Regions from separate parts of the Mus musculus genome. Here region 1 is linked to region 2. Evidence: chromatin contacts called from ENCODE Hi-C or POLR2A ChIA-PET data. All regions are on one chromosome and are shown on one strand. The core of a region is the stretch at or near the end of the contact, and the rest is flanking DNA. Distances in the headings are between cores, read along the strand shown. Region 1 overlaps Itpr2 (inositol 1,4,5-triphosphate receptor 2). Region 2 overlaps Gm32838 (a long non-coding RNA gene).

The links. Hi-C counts contacts between places; a loop is a spot of excess contacts on that map. ChIA-PET counts read pairs that join two places held with the same protein, here RNA polymerase II (POLR2A).
Region 1: a map of T-helper 17 cell shows a loop between it and region 2 (3-fold over the local background). The contact joins two enhancer-like sites. A Hi-C loop is called at or near these places in 2 of 37 maps with a recorded cell type or tissue (T-helper 17 cell and regulatory T cell). POLR2A ChIA-PET finds 5 or more read pairs at or near these places in 1 of 5 experiments (Patski).

The regions. Positions count from the first base shown.
Region 1 is chr6:146,126,240-146,128,945 of GRCm38, reverse strand. The region is part of intron 55 of Itpr2 (inositol 1,4,5-triphosphate receptor 2); the gene reads left to right. Among named protein-coding and RNA genes, the nearest start is that of Gm35768, 17 kb to the left of the region's middle. Within about 2 kb of position 1,350, at least 1 of the 3 ENCODE cell types and tissues checked has a DNase peak (open chromatin) inside an H3K27ac peak, as active enhancers do.
Region 2 is chr6:146,008,830-146,011,529 of GRCm38, reverse strand. All of the region lies in intron 2 of Gm32838 (a long non-coding RNA gene), which reads right to left. The region is part of intron 1 of Gm32914 (a long non-coding RNA gene); the gene reads left to right. Among named protein-coding and RNA genes, the nearest start is that of Gm32914, 3.9 kb to the left of the region's middle. Within about 2 kb of position 1,414, at least 1 of the 3 ENCODE cell types and tissues checked has a DNase peak (open chromatin) inside an H3K27ac peak, as active enhancers do.

The DNA.
Region 1 (2,706 bases), core at 101-2,600, 120 kb before region 2:
GCAGATGGCACCTGAGGAATGATGGCTCAAGGTGACCTCTTGTGTGCACACACCTACGTGAACTCCTACCCACACACTTGTACACCCCCATGCACGAGCATGCACACACACACACACAAGGCAATTCTTTATTACATCTTAATTTCTAGAACAAGCACATGTGGGTTGGTTTCAATGAGAATGGTCCCCAGAGGTTCATATATTTAAATACTTGGCCCCTGATTGGTGGAACTGTTTGGGAAGGATTAGAAGGTGTGGCCTTATTGGAGAAGGTGCGTCACTAGGGTGGGCTTTGATAATTCAGAAAGACTGAATCTATTCCCATAAACCATATTAAATGCTTTCTTTTATAAGTTGCCTTGGCTGTGGTATTTTGGCACAGTAGTAGAAACTAAGTAATAAGACACTGAAACAAAATTTTATTTTAAGACATAAAACATTATAAATTTACATATGGAGGTAAACAAGAGCAAGCAGCTCGACATGTTAGTTTGAGGCATTTACTTAACAAGCATCTCCTTTTGTCCTGACTTTGAGGATGAAGTATGACATTGAAAAAAACGTAAGTCTGAGAGATGGGGAGATGGCTCAGTAGTTAAATCACTCACCACCAAAACAAGAAGATCTGAATTCAGATCCCCAGAATTCATGTAAATGATATGTGGGCATCCTGACCCAGGTGGCCCACCTGCAATTTTCAGCCTCAAGAGATGGAGACATGGACCATGCAGGCTAGGAAGGACAGCTCGCATCAGTGAGCTCTGGGTTTAAGAGATCTTGCCTTAAAACATAAGGTGGAAAAGCAATAGAGGTAGATTTAACATTCAACGTAGGGTGTACCTGCTTGTGTGCACCAGTACACACACACACATACACACACACACGAGCTTACACATGTGCATGCTGCACAGGTATATACCATACACATAAAGAGGAAAAAAAGGAAAAATATAAGTAAAAATGGCTTTGACTTTCATAAAATAAAAGATTCATCTTATTAAAGCTTCAGCAGCCACTTCTTAAAGCTCTGCATGCATTGGGGATATTCCATGTTCTACACAAGTAAAAACATTTTAGCTACCCATGCTTTGGCTCTTATCAAGTTTCTAGTTACATCTCATTTTTTGTGGTGGTGGTGGTATTCTGAGTTCCTCTCACTGGCATGAAGATGGTTTGTCTGGCTTAAAAAGAGCCCGTGTGAACCTTGTCAGAGAGACCTGAAATAAAGCTGTGGCGTGCCCTTGTGTTCACACTAAGTCAGGTTGATCTCTGTGTGCCTCAGCTCACAATTCACACTCCTCACTATCACTCCCAAGCGACACCAGATATCTGTAGTCAGAGCACTGCCTTGCTAAAAATAGAACACAGTGATACCCAGGTACCACCCAGGGAGGCCGCCTCGCAAAGCGACAGATGGCCTCTCTGGAACAGCACCATGCCACAGGCTCTCTCAGGTGACAGAGTGCAGATCTCGTGCCAGCCCTTGCCAGCTCTGATCCTAGATGCTATCGGGCACACAGAATGAAATGGATAGGCATCCCCTAGCCAGACTTGGAAAGCAGCATGTAGAGATGCCAGAGTGTCCTTGATTCAGCAAGGCAAGTGATCATTTCCAGCTAGTACACAGCCGGCCATTGTATTTCCCGCCTCTGAGGAGCCAGGATACATCCAGAAAGTTGCTTAATGAGCAGAGGTTGGGCGCGGGGGAGCTAACTGGCTGGCTGTGTGATGTGCATGTTTAGTGGAACAGTCGGGGATGTGTTGCTGTGACCTTGTTATTCAGCACAGGTTCCTGCTAGCAAGTAGATGAGGCCAGGAGGACGAGCATCTTGGCCATACCATGTGCTAGCTCTGAGGTTACTGGAAATCATTGAACCTGCCTTGGCCTTGTTGTGAAACCTAGTTCATCCAGTCACTTGTTTACCAACCACATGACTTGCATTATGTTGGGCACCTGCCCTGGAACAACAGTAACTAAGGTCACATGCCCTTTCTACAGCCATCACAACACACTGAGATCCTATACAATAGGCTGCCACTAAAGCAAATGGGGATAACAGGAGGGACAGGAGGTTCTGTTTCAAGTGGGTTGGTAGGTAGAAGGTTTACATTGTATGTGACATCAACTATGTGTGCCCTGTGAAACCCCACTTTGCAAGAAAGTGGAAGTCTCTTTGGTAAGTTCTTTCTAACTTTATTGCTTAATCTGATGGTGTACATTAAAATAGTTTGTTTTGTTTACACACTGGTCTTATTAAAATGTTGCACATAATATAGTTCGTTTTGCAAGGCAAATCTTCCTTTCAGTGTGCCTAATGAATCTGCTACTCAAAGAATCCCATAATGGTAGTTTAGGGGTGTTCTGCCAAGCGTGTATGAAGCCCTAGGTTTGGGCCCCCAGAGTATACAGGAAAGAAGGAAGGAAAGGGGGGAAAAGGAGAAGAAAAATGGAAAGGAAGGGAAAAGGAAGAGACTTTATATCAAGCTGCCCTAAATATAACTGTATCTTAGGTCACCATAATAAAGTTATCATTATTCCTGAACTCGTTGGTAACTGTTGCCACCTATATGGTGACAAGCTGGGTCATCACGGAGTCTTCACCAGATCTTTAAGGGAACCGAAAAGGAATTAGGAGGCAATGGGGCAAGGTGGGAGTAAAGGTTATTCTGAAGAGCGGAAAAGAGGAGTTCCATGTGCAATAGAAT
Region 2 (2,700 bases), core at 165-2,664:
GAGGAAGACACCTGATGGTGCACAGGGTACACGAACCTACACACTCATGTACATATATCATATACACCACAGAAAAGAAAAAAAAAAACAAAACACTTGCTTCTCCATGTCTACCTATTTGGCTGGGAGACAAACAGAGGCAGGGGAGGAAAGGGGGAGAGGGAGTACACTGTATAGGGATGTACATATACATATATGGAGGGAGGGGGTGACCATGCATGTGTGGGCCATGTGTAACCATGCACTGTATAGAAATGACCACGCATTTGTACACCTGCATTGAATCAGAACTCAGCTGGCATTTCCCAGGTGCTGCGCACCTTAGGGCTTTTACTTGCTGTTGCTATTGTTTGAGATTGGGGCTCTCATGAGTCTGAGTCCACTGGTTAGGCTGGGCTAGCTGGAGAGTGAGCCCCAGGGATCCACCTCCTTCTGCCTCCGCATCTCTGGGATTACAAGTGTGTGCCACCACACCCAGCTTTTCAACGTGAGTTCTGGGAGACTGAACTTGGGTCCTCGTGCTTGCGATACACTGGGCCACAGCAGCTTGGACTTCTGACCTCAGCTCTGGGATGTCACTGGCTTTGTTCTTGCTGTCCTGATTCCAGGACTACATCTATACACAACACAGCTCTGCTTCTTTTTCTTCCTGGCACCCACAAAGGTCTCCATCTCACCTCAGACACTCATTAACACAGGTGTCTGGGGCTTCCCTAGAAATGATGTGGCTTTTGCTGCTCCTACTGGGCAGAGCCTGCTGTGGCCTTCCCAGAAAAGCCTCTCTCCTTTGTCCTTACAGGGCCTGAATTGGCCTAGTTCTGGGAAGCTGCCCAGTGGGAACCAACCTTGTTTGCAGTCCTTGTCTGTGTTTGGCATAGGGGAGCCTTTCCTCAAGGGACAGCCTGTACCTGAGCTGACTCAAGCCGAAAGGGTGGCCTGGCCTTCCTTTTCCAGATCTGTGGTTTGATAGTATTCCCGACCCAACCACAGTTGCCTTGGCAGCAGGCAGTCCCTGAGGCCTGCCGGGAAAATTCCATACTCCGATTTGGCACCTGTTCCTGGTAGCAGACAGGCCTGGACTGCTAGGGAAGAATGCAGACATGATAAGTTAGATACTGAACTGGTTGGGGCAATGGCAGTCCTTGCAGACAAAAGGAGCCCGAGAAGCTGAGTGAGAGAAATGGCTTCTTGTTGCTCCCGTGTGGGCAGTAAATCCCTGCCCTCCCCAGGATTGCCCTGGTCTGGCAGGATGGAGCACAGATGATCCCCGATGGCCTACGTGCCAGCCACAAGCCACGCTTGAACACTGCTAGTTCAGCCTCCACAGAGAATCCCTTCTCCGGGGATGAGAGCTGCTGTTCCAAACCCCAGTGAACTGGAACGCATCCACCCTGCAGTGCTCTGTGGCTGGCTGAATCGGGATGTTGGCCTGTGTGTGTGGGAAATGTCGCCCGTTTCTCTGAAATCTGAGTATAAAAAGCCATGTGACCATACAGGAGCTATAGTTCTAAAAACGTTCACTGCCTTGTGCTTGATACCCTCAGTTCCTTGGGGTGGCAAGCAAGCTTCTGTCTTAATGATAGTCTAGCATAAAATAATACAAATCGTTGATTTCTGTTTTAGCCTGCTCATTCCAAATGGCTGGTTCGGAACAGGTGAGAGATGAAGGTGAGAAGAGACAGAAATAATACTCCACGACTGTCTCTTTGGCTCTGGGGACATCTCCTAAGAGGTCAACGCTCCTCCTTGTGCTTTGGAGCGTGTGTGTGTGTGTGTGTGTGTGTGTGTGTGTGTGTGTCCGTGTCCCATGCTGGGAGCTGGGAAGCGGGTCCAGTCTCCTGCAGCTGCGGTGCCCAGCCGAGCAGAGAGGGAACAGCGGGAGGTGCAGGCAGGCATAAGCTTTGGTAAACTGTTGTTGACATTACATTTTATCCACAACTAAAAACCACCTTTGAAGGAATGAAATAAAGCAAAATAAACAAAACAAAGAGAGGGAATAGTGAGAGAACCCTGTTTTCTTTACTGGGAGGAGAATGGAGAAGGAAAAGGATAAGGACCCACAGAGCCCTCAGGCATCCCATGGGAGATGACAGCCACTGCCCTCCCCAAGGCATGCTGAAAGCACCAGCCTCTCAGAGCAGAAGGGAGGGTTCCTAGTTGGCACCTGAGAGGTTTCCAGGGCAAGCATCCTGACCAAGGAGTGCTGCTGTGAACAGAAAGGACAGCCAGGAGTATGCCCAACAACACTGCAGACAACCCAAGTGGCCAGGCTTCTATGCCATCTCAGAGTCCTTGAACTACAAGGCAGGGGTCCCAAGCCTCACCGGGAAAAGGTTCTAAGTGTCTTGCAAATGGGAAAATCCTTATAATGAGTATGCATAGAAAAGGCATGAAGTCATATCACCCCAAAGAGGCAGAGATGGGGAACTAGCAGAAGTGAAATAAGCCCCCAGCCAGCACCCTTTGATGGTGACTATGGCTATAAAAACTTCAGAAGCCCACAGAGGGAGAGAGAGCAAAGGCCTCAGAGGGCAAAGACAATAGACATGCTGTGAGTCTGGCATGCCTTCACCTGGCCTCACATGGCTCTCATGGTAAGTAGAGGCTGGAAGATGGCTGTGTGCTTGCTGATAGTGGGTTGTGTGCCCAGATACCCTGTGACTCACCTGCAGAAGGCACTCACCACACTCCCATCTGCTA